Linked DNA regions of Homo sapiens: region 1 is linked to region 2. The links are chromatin contacts, found by Hi-C or POLR2A ChIA-PET in ENCODE. All regions are on one chromosome and are shown on one strand. Each heading gives the region's core, a stretch centred on a gene start or an enhancer-like site at or near the end of the contact. The rest is flanking DNA. Distances are from core to core; before and after follow the strand shown.

What was found. A loop is a pair of places that touch in the nucleus more often than their neighbours do. ChIA-PET counts read pairs that join two places held with the same protein, here RNA polymerase II (POLR2A). Pooled maps may share reads with other maps.
Region 1: a loop to region 2 is called in a pooled map, with 7 times the contacts of the local background. The contact joins the promoter of LYPD3 here to the promoter of HNRNPUL1 in region 2. A Hi-C loop is called at or near these places in 3 of 50 pooled maps. POLR2A ChIA-PET finds 5 or more read pairs at or near these places in 2 of 52 experiments (T-cell and activated B cell).

Annotation. Positions count from the first base shown.
Region 1 is chr19:43,460,825-43,468,197 of GRCh38, forward strand. It overlaps LYPD3 (LY6/PLAUR domain containing 3), which reads right to left and starts at 4,784. Exons shown (of 5, transcript NM_014400.3): 1 at 4,669-4,784; 2 at 3,501-3,632; 3 at 2,775-2,945; 4 at 2,302-2,463; 5 at 1-1,023. The coding sequence starts at 4,747. The coding sequence ends at 527. RefSeq lists enhancers at 2,313-2,372, 2,403-2,452, 3,005-3,536 and a silencer at 2,603-2,762.
Region 2 is chr19:41,258,750-41,265,712 of GRCh38, forward strand. It overlaps HNRNPUL1 (heterogeneous nuclear ribonucleoprotein U like 1), which reads left to right and starts at 5,623. Exons shown (of 15, transcript NM_007040.6): 1 at 5,623-6,049. The coding sequence starts at 5,755. AXL (AXL receptor tyrosine kinase) reads left to right here. Exons shown (of 20, transcript NM_021913.5): 20 at 804-3,017. The coding sequence ends at 1,155. RefSeq lists enhancers at 3,529-3,578, 3,609-3,698, 4,055-4,594, 4,595-5,134, 5,135-5,673 and silencers at 5,679-5,918, 6,009-6,078, 6,099-6,148.

The DNA of each region.
Region 1 (7,373 bases), core at 3,534-6,033, 2.2 Mb after region 2:
TGTGCCAGAAACTGATCACACACAGACATAAGGCACGGTCCCTGCCCTCGAGGAGCTCACAGTCTAGTAAGGAAGACATATGGGGAACCGATTCCCCAAAGATGCGGGGAGTAGGGGAGGCAGTGCTTAGAGTGGGGAGCCATTGTCCCACCCACCCCACGCTCCAAAGTCCAGGCTGGCTAGGAGAAAGTGAGTAGGAAGCTTAGCATCCTCTCTCTCACCTTCCCCGTGACAGCTGACTTCTCTCACTCTGTCCTAACATCACAAGAGGACAAGCGGAGAGACAAGGATGAGAAGGATACAGGAGCTGTCCTCAAAAAGCTAGAACACCCCTGGCAGAATATATACAACGGTATTTTATTTCCCAAAGCCGCAAACCAGCGCAGCAGAAGCTGGGGATACTGGGGAATGTTGGAAAAACAGGGGCTGGGCCAGCCCAGTCCAGTGGTGGGAACAGGAAGTGATGAGAAGAGGGGTACCCAGGGCCAGAGAAGTAGGTGAGAGGGAAATTTCCAGGTGGAGAAGCTCACAGTAGGACACCAGCAGCCACGGCCAACAGAAGGGCTGCCAATCCAGCTGTGGGAGCCACACAGCCTTTATTATGGGGCTGCTGGGGCCCCCCTTTTGCAGGATACTGCCCTGAATTGCTGCGGTCCTGGTGGCCAGCGGCGCCTCCAGTCAACCTGGGCTCCTCATCCCGGGAGGCCTCGTGTTCTACTCCCTGTCTCGGAGTCTGACTGGTTGGCGCTGGCATGGGTTTGGTGGTGGATGTGGGTCTCACTGGGGCCGAGGTAGAAGTGGTGACAGATGTGGTTGAGGCCACAGTCGTGGGCTCTGGAGGGGGCAGCCGGACAAGGGGTGGGATTCGAGGGGAGAAGTAGGTCTTGTTGCGGAGGTCAGAGTTACAGCGGGACCCCTGGCAACAGGAGCCACTGAGCGTGAACCCTGGGCCTGTTACTCCATCCCGAGTGCAGAATTCATCCTGGACACAGCCCCGGACAGGCAAGGACACAGTCACATTAGCTGCAGGAAGGAGACACAGATAGGTCAGTGGCTGGAGGGAGAGAGGTTGACATGGCCAGAACAAAACTTAGAGGCATCAGACAAGAACAGAGAACCTGACCGGGCGTGGTGGCTCACGCCTGTAATCCCAGCACTTTGGGAAGCCGAGGCAGGTGGATCACTGGGCAACAGAGTGAGACTCTGTCTTGCAAAAAAAAAAAAGAACAGAGAACCCCCAAAATGAGACAGAAAGTCTCTGCATCCATTAATCCCAAAATCTCAACTCAGGTCCTACTATGAGAAACAGACAGACTCACTGTCTTTGGCACATGGTGGATTAACATTTTCCATTGTGCTTTGAATGGAAATGTGTGTAGGCTGAACCAAAAGTAGGGTTTAAAACAAAGGCTTAGACTGAGATACAAGACCTCTCACAAGACCACAGTGCAGAACAAACTTCCTCTACAACCCTCTCACCATTATCCCCTTAGCCTTCACCCTGGCTTTTACCTCCCCATCAGAATTTACTCTTAGAGTCAGAGTTACATCTCCACACCAGGCTCAGTGGTTCACGGCTGTAATCCCAGCACTCTGGGAGACCTAGGCAGGGGGATCTCTTAGCCCAAGAGTTCAATACCAGCCTGGGTAACATGGCAAGACCCCACTGTTACCAAAAATAAAAGGAACCAGTCGTGGCGGTGCACCCTGTAGTCCCAGCTACTTGGGAGGCTGAGGCGGGAGGACTGCTTGAGCCCAAGAGGTAGAGGCTGCAGTGAGCTATGATTGCGCCACTACACTCCAGGCTAGGCGATAGAGCAAGATGCTGTCTTTAAAAAAAAATAGTAATAATAAAATAAAAAAGAACTACATCTTCCATAGCATAACTGGCAGGGGATGGGATTTGAAGAACTTCATTTTCCATGGTTACATTTCTCAATAGTCTGGGACAGGCGGGGGACCCCTTGAGTTTTAAGGGCTAAGAACTAGAGATTCCCCGCAGTGCCTGGGCAGAAGCTTAGAGGCTTAAATACCTCTTAAGTACCTGGCAGCCCTCTATGGAAATGCATTTCCCTCCAAAACACTCTGGGACAAAGCATCACTATCCCCACACTATTAATATGTTGGGGGAAGGGACTGCATTTTCCATGATGCCCTACGATACAAGCACCTAGGCCCCACGATTCCCAGAATGCGTCGCAGGTTAAGGAAACGCTTTGGGTAAAGGGCTCCCTACCGCCCAGGGTGCTTCAGAAGGGCTACCACAACTCCCGTAGGTCCCGTGCTCCGGGGCTCCCTCACCTGCCGTCAAGGTGACGTTGCCGTCGAAGCAGCCCTTGTAGACATGATCGCTGGCGTTGTAGCAGCTCACGACCGGCGGCGATGTACCCTGGCACGCCTCCCGGCTCAGGCCCACACAGCTGTAGCACTCCACGCCGTTGGGCGGGTATGCACTCTCATTACCTGCGAGGGGAGCCGAGAGGAAGAAAAGGTGTCGAAAGGGTTCGGGAACCGCAGCTCGTCCTCTAGCCCCGCCCCTAAGGCCTGGCCCCGGCACTATCGATGACCCCGCCTACTAGTAGCCCCGCCCCAGCGCGCAACCTCGCGGCGCCTACAGCCAGAAAGTCCCTCCTGCTGCCTCTTGGCCCCGCCCCAGAGTGTGACCCCACCCCCAGCCCAGGTCGAGTACTCCCGCCTCTGCCACGGCTCCACCTCTATCTTGGCAGGCCCGAATGTGGCTCCGCCCCCGCAGCTACGGCCCGGCCCCCACGGACCTGCCGGGTCGAGCGCCCGCGAGGTGAGGTTGAGCTTGGCGTTGCAGCGATCCTGAGCGCATTGCTGCAGCTGGATGAACGCCAGAAGCCCGTGAAGATCCAGGCCGCGGTCATTCTTGCCGGGGAGTCCCGAACCGCAACCCCGCACTGCCAGCGAGAATTGTCCGTGGACTAGGGAGAGGGACAAGGGCGGGATTAGCTGTGGGCGTGGTCTCAGATGGGGCGTGGCCCAGAGTTGGGTAGGGTCTGGGAGGGGCGGGGCCTCAAATAGGCCAACACCACAGGACCGACAGGCAGGAATTGGCGGATGGACGCCCCCAAAGAGCCGCTCAGAGCGGAAAGAACGACCGAAGCAGGGAGGAGCGGGGTCACGGAACGGGGGCGGAACCTCAAAGAGCTGAGTCGGAGGAGACAGCCTGGTTGACAGGCAGGGATGGGGAGGTCTCATTGGTGGAGCAGAAAAAGTGCATAGGACGTGACCTCGTTCCAAACCCGAGCTCTCCCCGTCCGCCCCACCCAGTTCTCAACTCTCTGCTCCTCGCGCTTGTAATTGTTAATAGAGAAGGCCTGGCCTGCAAGGCTGTGTCGTAGGGTCCCGGCCAGGCTGAAAGGGAGGGGTGGGGCCGCGTTAAAGGGGCGTGGCCAGATCCAGAAAGGACTATAAGGAGGCGGGGCTGGGCCGGAGGAGCCTGCAGTGGTGTGCGTGGCCCGGGGGTCCCCACTCACTGGTCTCCACCGCCCCCACGGCCTCGGTGCAGACGTCCACGCCCGGCGCGCACTTCACTGTCTTCATCTTGTTCGGGGAGCATCCGTCATCTGCTTTCTGCACGCAGCTGTAGCACTCCAGGGCCTGCGCTCCTGGGGGAGCGGAGCCGAATAGACCTGAGCCCTCCTTGCTAAAGCGTCCACCCCCAAGGAGAAATAGTCCTTCCCATGCCCTCTGTCCCGGGATTAGACAGTCTTATTGCACACACTTTTCCAGGGCAGGAGTAGGGAAAAGCTTTCCACAAATCTGGAAGCACGGGAATCACTGGACCCTTTTCCTTCACACCCACTATGCCAACTGTGGGCACATCCTTCCGACAGCCCTGTATGCCCACTGTAGGCGATCCCCGCCATGAAGCCCCTCATCCCGGGGTAGGAAGGATACCTCCTCACGGTTTTCTGCTCAGAATGAGAGAACTTTTCCCACAGTGTGTGGGAGAACTTTTCCCACAGTAGACTGTGCTCAGTGAGGGATCCCTTCCCACAGCCCCCTTCTGCTCAAATGAGAGAACACTACCCACAGCTTCTCTGCCCAGGACAGGGAACACTTTTTTCTTTTTTTCTTTTTTTCTTTTTTTTTTTTTTGAGACGGAGTCTCGCTCTGTCGCCAGGCTGGAGTGCAGTGGCGCAATCTCGGCTCACTGCAACCTCCCCTCCTGGATTCAAACGATTCTCCTGCCTCAGCCTCCCGAGTAGCTGGGACTACAGGCTCGCGCTACCGCGCCCAGCTAATTTTTGTATTTTTAGTAGAGACAGGGTTTCACCATGTTGGCCAGGCTGGTCTCGATCGTTTGACCTCATGATCCGCCTGCCTCGGCCTCCCAAAGTGCTGAGATTACAGGCATGAACCACCGCGCCCGGCCTAGGAACAGGGGACTTCTTTCTGCAGCTTCAGGATAGGAAAATTTTGCCCACAGCTCCCCTTGTCCGTGGTGGGGAACCCTTCCTACGGCCCATGGTGGAGGACCCTTCCCTCTGCCTCCCTTGCTTAGGATGGGGGAACTTTGCCCACAGTGCCCTCTGCTTATGTGGGGATCCTTCCCACAGCCTTCTCTGTACGGGGCCAGAGGAGCCTCCTCCCTAAGAGCCCCCACTCTACCCCCTCCACCTCTCCGGGCAGCAGACCCACCTCCGCGAAGCAGCAGCAGCAGCAGCCAGCCTGCAGTCCAGATCATGGCCTGGGCACCTGCTTTCCTGGCGGGGTCCATGGCTCCGTCCTGCTCCCTTGGCGTCCCCCCTGGATGTGCCGCCTCCGAGCTCGGGCCCTCTTACCTGAGCCCAGGATGAGTAACCTCGCCCCAGGCAACCCCAGCCTTGCCCAACCGGGCCAACTCAGCGTCGGCTGTGGGGCGGGGCCCCGCCCCTAGGCGCGTCATCCAAGGGAGAGCGGTCCCTGCCCTGTGAAGTTGCCAAGGAGGGAAAGGGTGGGAGCTGAGGTTCCCTGACAGCTCGCGGGAGAAAGTCTGTGTGTGTTTGGAGTGGGAGAGTAGTGGGGCTTAAAGACAGGCTGGGGCTACTCGACATTCAGTGTTCGGTAACTGTTAAATGAGCATCTACAGTGTGCCCGGCTTTGGTCTAGGTAATGCTGGAGATGAAGACAGAACCAGTGCCTGTCCTGGCAGAGCTCACAGTCTGATGGGGGAGACAGATGCTAATCAAATAATCGTACAAATTGGTGTTTACCAAAGAGACTAAGACACTGAAGGAAAAAGTGTAGTGATACAAGGAGATGTGCAGTCTAGAAGTGGGGGCTGGTCGGTGAGGGCTTCCTTGAGGTTATCTGAGATGCAACCTCAAGGGCATGCAGGATGTAGCCAGCTAGAGCAGGTCAAGAGAGGGACACAGCCCTTTACAAGCAGAGGGAACAGCACGTGGGAGCACCTGGAGGTAGGAGGTAGGATGGACCATTCAAACATGGAAAGGAGAGCAGTGCTCCTGAGCTCAGAAGTCCATGAGAGAAGGGCAGGAACTGAGATGAAAGAGTCAGGCAGAGGCCGAGACACTCAGGGCATCAGAGGCCCCGACAAGAGATTTGGATTAATTTTGAGAATAGTAGAGAACCTTTAAGAGGGTCTAAATGAGCTGGAGGACATAATAGATTTGCTTCCTAATATGATCAACCTGAGAAATAGTGCAGCTAGCCATCAAGAAGTAAATGGAGGCCGGGCGCGGTGGCTCATGCCTGTAATCCCAGCAATTTGGGAGGCCGAGCTGGGTGGATCACTTGAGATCAGGAGTTTGAGACCAGCCTGGGCAACATGGCGAAACCTCATCTCTATTAAAAAAAAATAATAAATTTAAAAAAATTAGCCAGGTGCAGTGGCGTGCACCTGCTGTCCCAGCTACTCGGAAGGGTAGGGCAGGAGAATCACTTGAGCCCAGGAGGTGGAGGTTGCAGTGAGCTGAGATCACGCCACTGCACTCCAGCCTGGGCAACAGAGTGAGACCCTGTCTCAAAAAAAAAAATTTAAAAATTTAAAAATTAAAAAAAAGTAAATGGATCTGAGAGTAGGATATATGATTTTAAAAAAGGAAAAAGAAAAAGAAGTGAATGGCAAAAGAGAGTGGTTGGTTCGGCCAATGGAATACTACACAGCAATAGAAAAGATCCAACACCTGATATATGCAGCAACATATCTCAAAAACTTTGTGTTGGGGCCAGGCACAGTGGCTCACACCTGTAATCCCAGCACTTTGAGACACCAAGGTGGGAGGATCACTTGAACCCAGGGGTTTTGAGACCAGGCTGTGCAACATAGTGAGATCCCATCTCATTTTATTTTAAAAAAAGAAAAAACTTGGTGTTGAGTTTAGAAAGCCTTAAACAAACAAACAAAACATACTGTGTAACTGAATATATATGAAGTTTCAGAACAGACAAAACTAACCAGTGGTGATAGAAATCAGAACACATGTTACCTTTGGGAGGGCATGGCCCCAGAAGGAGCAACAGGGAGGAGCCCCCACGATCTTCATCTAGGTGACAGCTGCATGTGTGTACAGATACGTTGAGAATCACTGACTCAGGCCTGTCACTGGACGTATGTTATTCTTCAATAAAAACAAGGTAAAGAATGTCACTGTGGACTCTGTGTAAAAAAGGAAAATGACTCTAGAAGGGGTGAGAGAGAAGGCCAGGAAACCAACAGGGGGCCGTGTAGTTTTCCATGGAAGAAAGAGAAAAACAGCCCCTAACAGCTGGGAGTTGGCCTGACACACATAGTGAGGCCATGGAGTTCAACTGCGCCTAGATAATTTCACAGAGCACCAACCTGGACAAGGCCACACTGCGACAGTAAAGGATCAAGAAACAAATCAATAGCCTGGGCAACACAGCGAAACCTCGTCTCTACTGAAAATACAAAAAATTAGCTGGGCGTGGGGGTGTGCACCTATAATCCCAGCTACTTGAGAGGCTGAGCTGGGAGAATCACCCGAGCCTGGGAGGTTGAGGCTGCAGTGAGCTGAGATTGCGACACTGCACTCCAGCTTGGGCAACCAGAGTGAGACCCTGTCTCAAAAAAACAAAAAACAAAGAAAAACAAAATCAAGACCAATCCATAGCCATGTCTGAACACAGAAACAAACAAGGTCATTGTGCAAACCGCAGAATGACTAAGCATCCCCATATCCTGGCTAATATAAATGACTGCTTATATTATATTAAAGTTACAACTTTAACCTCACTTTATTTCTCCTGCCTCATAAATGAGATTTATGCAAATGCCCAACCACAGCATTACTCCTCCTCTGTTTAACAGTATCCAAACTAGAACGAGGTCCCACTTCCTTGCACCATTCCCAAGACCACCACACACAAGCCCAAATCTTAAA
Region 2 (6,963 bases), core at 4,373-6,872:
CTGGTGTGTTTGTTATCTATATCCCCAAATCAAGTAGTTTAAAACAACAAACGTTTATTATCTCACACAATTTCTGAAAGTTGGATACTGGGAACAGCTTAGCAGGGTGATTTTGGTTCAGGATCTCTAATGAAGTTACAAAGATATCACTGGGGGCTGCAGTCATCTGAAGGTTGGGACTGGAGGATTGCTTTCAAGGTGGCTTACTCACATGGCTGTAGCAGGAGGCTTCAGTTCGTTGCCATGTGGACCCCTTTGTGGCACTGCTTGAGCTTACTCACAACATGGCAACCCAGGAGAAAGTGCGAGGAAGCCACATGCCTTTTATGACCTAGTCTCAGAAGTCACACACACCATCACTTCTGCCAAATCAGAAGCAAGTCACTAAGTCCTGCCCATGCTCAAGAGGAGAGGATTTATTCTCCGTCTTTTGCAGGGAGGAGGGTCAAAGAATTTATGGACCTATTTTAAACCAGCACAGCTTGTAAGTGGCATAGCCAGGCTTTGATGCAAGTCTGTTCTGGGGAGCTGGAAGGTCTGTTCTAGCAAACCCTCATCAGAATACTACTCCATATACAGACAGGTTTCCCGAGACCCTTCCCAGCTCCTGAGTCTCCCAGGACCCAACTCAGAAATTCTTGGGAATTCCCAAATCCCCATAGATGGCCTCAAACTGCTGAGGCTCCCTATAACCCTCTAAAATGCCCCCAGTCCCCTGAGTGTCCTAAAATGTCCCCAGGCTTCCAGAATGCACCCCTTCTGAGTCCCTGCTCAATCTCCCACCCCTCATTTTGCTGCCCTAGGTATGCCTTGATGTCGCGGTGCTGGGAGCTAAATCCCCAGGACCGGCCAAGTTTTACAGAGCTGCGGGAAGATTTGGAGAACACACTGAAGGCCTTGCCTCCTGCCCAGGAGCCTGACGAAATCCTCTATGTCAACATGGATGAGGGTGGAGGTTATCCTGAACCCCCTGGAGCTGCAGGAGGAGCTGACCCCCCAACCCAGCCAGACCCTAAGGATTCCTGTAGCTGCCTCACTGCGGCTGAGGTCCATCCTGCTGGACGCTATGTCCTCTGCCCTTCCACAACCCCTAGCCCCGCTCAGCCTGCTGATAGGGGCTCCCCAGCAGCCCCAGGGCAGGAGGATGGTGCCTGAGACAACCCTCCACCTGGTACTCCCTCTCAGGATCCAAGCTAAGCACTGCCACTGGGGAAAACTCCACCTTCCCACTTTCCCACCCCACGCCTTATCCCCACTTGCAGCCCTGTCTTCCTACCTATCCCACCTCCATCCCAGACAGGTCCCTCCCCTTCTCTGTGCAGTAGCATCACCTTGAAAGCAGTAGCATCACCATCTGTAAAAGGAAGGGGTTGGATTGCAATATCTGAAGCCCTCCCAGGTGTTAACATTCCAAGACTCTAGAGTCCAAGGTTTAAAGAGTCTAGATTCAAAGGTTCTAGGTTTCAAAGATGCTGTGAGTCTTTGGTTCTAAGGACCTGAAATTCCAAAGTCTCTAATTCTATTAAAGTGCTAAGGTTCTAAGGCCTACTTTTTTTTTTTTTTTTTTTTTTTTTTTTTTTGCGATAGAGTCTCACTGTGTCACCCAGGCTGGAGTGCAGTGGTGCAATCTCGCCTCACTGCAACCTTCACCTACCGAGTTCAAGTGATTTTCCTGCCTTGGCCTCCCAAGTAGCTGGGATTACAGGTGTGTGCCACCACACCCGGCTAATTTTTATATTTTTAGTAGAGACAGGGTTTCACCATGTTGGCCAGGCTGGTCTAAAACTCCTGACCTCAAGTGATCTGCCCACCTCAGCCTCCCAAAGTGCTGAGATTACAGGCATGAGCCACTGCACTCAACCTTAAGACCTACTGTTCTAAAGCTCTGACATTATGTGGTTTTAGATTTTCTGGTTCTAACATTTTTGATAAAGCCTCAAGGTTTTAGGTTCTAAAGTTCTAAGATTCTGATTTTAGGAGCTAAGGCTCTATGAGTCTAGATGTTTATTCTTCTAGAGTTCAGAGTCCTTAAAATGTAAGATTATAGATTCTAAAGATTCTATAGTTCTAGACATGGAGGTTCTAAGGCCTAGGATTCTAAAATGTGATGTTCTAAGGCTCTGAGAGTCTAGATTCTCTGGCTGTAAGGCTCTAGATCATAAGGCTTCAAAATGTTATCTTCTCAAGTTCTAAGATTCTAATGATGATCAATTATAGTTTCTGAGGCTTTATGATAATAGATTCTCTTGTATAAGATCCTAGATCCTAAGGGTCGAAAGCTCTAGAATCTGCAATTCAAAAGTTCCAAGAGTCTAAAGATGGAGTTTCTAAGGTCCGGTGTTCTAAGATGTGATATTCTAAGACTTACTCTAAGATCTTAGATTCTCTGTGTCTAAGATTCTAGATCAGATGCTCCAAGATTCTAGATGATTAAATAAGATTCTAACGGTCTGTTCTGTTTCAAGGCACTCTAGATTCCATTGGTCCAAGATTCCGGATCCTAAGCATCTAAGTTATAAGACTCTCACACTCAGTTGTGACTAACTAGACACCAAAGTTCTAATAATTTCTAATGTTGGACACCTTTAGGTTCTTTGCTGCATTCTGCCTCTCTAGGACCATGGTTAAGAGTCCAAGAATCCACATTTCTAAAATCTTATAGTTCTAGGCACTGTAGTTCTAAGACTCAAATGTTCTAAGTTTCTAAGATTCTAAAGGTCCACAGGTCTAGACTATTAGGTGCAATTTCAAGGTTCTAACCCTATACTGTAGTATTCTTTGGGGTGCCCCTCTCCTTCTTAGCTATCATTGCTTCCTCCTCCCCAACTGTGGGGGTGTGCCCCCTTCAAGCCTGTGCAATGCATTAGGGATGCCTCCTTTCCCGCAGGGGATGGACGATCTCCCACCTTTCGGGCCATGTTGCCCCCGTGAGCCAATCCCTCACCTTCTGAGTACAGAGTGTGGACTCTGGTGCCTCCAGAGGGGCTCAGGTCACATAAAACTTTGTATATCAACGAGCTTCTGTCTCCTCTTGTCTCCTTTTAGCTGTGATGTGGCCCCATTCCCTGGCAATTCAGTTCCCCCATCAGAAAAAAGAAGGGCTTGGTAGGGTCTTGGAATTCTGTCCTCACTAGAGAGGGTAGAAATGAACACACAGATAGACAAAAAGACATACAAGCAAAGAGATGCAGGTTCTCAGAAACCCCCAGTGAGGAACTGGCATACAGATCCAGGATCACAGACACACACACACACACACACACCTGTTCCGCCGCAAACTAACAGACACATGAATTAATGGACACACCCAGGAGGACCTGGTCACAAATACAGAGACTGAAACTCAGACGCATAGAGTAACACAGACACACAGAATTACACAGACACAAGCATATTTACAAACATGCTCAGGCAGATACCCGCCACGAATAGGAAGAGACACAGACCTAGAGTCAAGTGACACAAATACTCAAGAGACATGTAGAGTACAACAGGTACTCACAACCCCGAACGTTCAGACTGACATAGAAACACAGGCACAGAACACCTCCGATCATCACGGACCCACAAAGGGCCTCCAGCGAAGACCAGCCCACCGTGTCTGGCACGCACTCGCGAGCGGGCGTTCGCGGGTGTGGCCGGCAGCAAATGGAGAAACCCTTGGCAGCGCCCGGACGCCCTCCAGTGGCGGCTCCTGAGAACCGGGGACAGTTCAATCCGGGCCACAAACTTTTTTAGAACAAATCATTGTGGGAAGCTGGGAGGAGAGAGAGAGAGAGGAAGTCGGACGTGGGCGAGGGGCGGGGTGTCTGGACTGGAACCTCTGGGCCCACGTGAGTGTCTGTCCCGCTGCTGAGTGGGTGCTGTGTGTTTGGGTTGCTGTAGTGTTCGCTTGTAGTGCAACTATCCTGTGTTATCTTTATTATTCGATGCCGCCTGCCTCTGCGGACCGTAGTGGGCACATCTACACTGCAGCGGGGTGCCTTACCCAAAGCAGATCGGAATTGGGGCCGGGCGCGGTGGCTCACGCCTGTAATCCCAGCACTTTGGGAGGCCGAGGCGGGCGGATCACTTGAGGTCAGGAGTTCGAGACCAGCCTGGCCAACATGGTGAAACCCCGTCTCTACTAAAAATACAAAAATTAGTCGGGCATGGTGGCGGGGACCTGTAATCCCAGCTACTCGGAAGGCTGAGGCAGGAGAATCGCTTGAACACGGGAGGCGGAGGTTGCGGTGAGCTGAGATAGAGGCCCTGCACTCCAGCCAGGGTAACAAGAGCGAGACTCCGTCTCAAAAAAAAAAAAAAAAAAAAAAGAACAACAAAAAAAAGAACTGGATGCGTCTGATCTGACGCACGCCTGTTTGTTTACGACTGCGGGGTGTGCCTTTGTCTGAGTAGAGATAGTGTGTGGCTTTTGCGGGCTTAACGTGTGGCTCAGGAGGCAGTGGGAGTCTGCATCATGTATCCCGATTGCGTCTTACTCGAGTTTTGTTTTGAGTTAGAGGCGACAGGTGGTGCAGCGTTAGACACTGGGAAGCTCTGTGGCTTTTGTATTCCTGAGCGCGAAGGTTAATGACGGATCCGTGGGGTTGAGCTTGTCGGTACAGACGCCAGACAGCCCGATTTACGGGAACAGCCGATTAGAGGATTCGGGAGAGCGGTCGGTGAACTTCTGGATGTCTTTCGGGAGGGGAAGGCTCTATGGTCGCGTGCAGAGCGCCCGTTCCACGTCAGGTACCCGACCATAGAGCAAGGCGGCCGCGGACTACCCAAGGGAAGGGGAGGCCGTGTCCTTTACAACTTGCCTCCCGTTGTTAGTCTAGTTTCTATAGCCAAACCTTCGGGACTCTCTCAACTCAAAATTTTGCTTTTCCTAAAGGCAACTGGGTTCCTTCCAGATTACGAACTGTGTATCCACTTAATCTCTATTTCGTATACCTCCTCCTACAGCGAAATTTGTGAGGCAGTCCTCTGAAGCACGGCCAATCTGGTGAACTTTTCCTAAAATGAGCCATCGCTACCAGCTTTAGTGAGCTAAGACAATAACTGCGATTGGTGGGCAGATTGTTTTGAAACCGCCCTAACGGCAAGGGGCGGGCTCCTGGTGAATTCATCTCTTTCCGGTTTCTTAAAGGCAACAGGAAGGAGGGGTTTCTGCCGACCCTCCATTTGATTGGTTCTAGTGGTTTTACCCGCTCGGACTCCTCAAGGGGCGGGAGATGTACACCAATCGGAATGTGTGTTACAGAGACACTTAGTTTGATGAAAGGACTGCGCAGGAAAGGCCGTGGGACACTCATTCTGAGATCTTACCGTTGATTGGACCAAATTGTTACTCCCTTATTTTCATTGGACCTTACGGCAGCCGGCGCGCGAGAGTTACCCAATCAGCAAGCGCTCCGCCTCCTGCCTTTTCCCGCCCTCCGCTCCGGCCTCGGCTTCGACGTAGGCCAACGCTTCCTCCCCAGTAGCTCCTAGGCCTTCTCGTGGCCGTTGTTTTGAAAACGGCGCTCTGATTGGCTAGGTTTCCGGGCCCGCGCCCGTTGCCCCACGCACTGACCAATTGGCACTCATGTAACATCGGACGAGGCACGAGTGAGGGGGGAGGCGGTGGCGGCGGCCATTTTGAGCCGCTGCCGCCATTGGAGTGGGCCCCCCCCCTTTCCCCCTTCGCCTCCTGACAGGAAAGGTTTAAGGGGGACAGAGCCCTGGGAGGCCGGGCCGGGCTCGGGGGCCACCCCGGGGGCCCGGGCCATGGATGTGCGCCGTCTGAAGGTGAACGAACTTCGCGAGGAGCTGCAGCGCCGCGGCCTGGACACTCGAGGCCTCAAGGCCGAGCTTGCTGAGCGGCTGCAGGCGGCGTTGGAGGCCGAGGAGCCTGACGACGAGCGGGAGCTCGACGCCGACGACGAACCGGGGCGACCCGGGCACATCAACGAGGAGGTCGAGACCGAGGGGGGCTCCGAGCTGGAGGGGACCGCGCAGCCACCGCCGCCCGGGCTGCAGCCGCACGCGGAGCCCGGCGGCTACTCGGGGCCGGACGGACATTGTGAGAGTGCGCGGGGCGGGGGCCGGGGAGCCCGGAGCCTGGGCCGAGGAAAGGGCTGTGGGACGCGGGAGTCCAGCGCCTGAGGTCGGGGAGACGACCTGAGGATCGGGGGATCCCGCTACCCGCCGCCGAAAAGGATCTGGGGACCAGGGCCCCAGCACGACCGGAGGGTGGATCCTGACACTCAGTGCAGGGGGGACACTGGGGGAGGGGCCTCTGGGTTTCGGAGGTGAGGGACGGGGGTGGCGGGGAGGATTCCGTACCGTAGGGATCGGAGACCGGAAACTGCTTTCTGGAGCCGAAGAGAGTCGGAAGAACAAGAGGTTTTCCGTTTGGGTTGGGGAGGGTCTCGAAAATGGGGATCCTAGGGTACGGAGCTCCGTGGGCTTGGCGGTCGTGCTAGCCCAGCGTGTGGGCTGGGGGGTGGGGAGCCGTGTTTCCAGGGTGGGGAAGGAATGTCCAGGTGTGCGGGGCTGCGAGAGTTCTGAGGAAGGAGGATCCTGGAATATGCCGCTGGATGCGATCCTGGGCGTTCTCCTATTTGGGTACGGGGGTGGGTGGGAGAGGTGGAGGCGCTGGTGTCTGTGGCTGGGGAGGGTCCTAATGGACTCAGTGCTTTGGAGTTTGGCTAGTGAGCATTTAGGGGCTGCGGGAGATTGAACTAGGGGGCACCCCCATCTCTCTTCCGGGGCTGGAAGGCCACCCTTGAAGCAGGCACAGCCTGGACATTAGGTGCTGGGAGATCTGGGGACTTTCTGGTTGGCTTCTAGAAGAGGTATAGGGAGCCCTGGTGTCCAGAGGCTGGCGGGGGAGAGGATGCTTTCCTGGACAAAGGATCTGGGGGTCTAGAGCTAAGAAAACTGAGGGCAAATAACTCTTGAGGCTGCTGCTGACTGGTCTGGAGCTAACTGTGG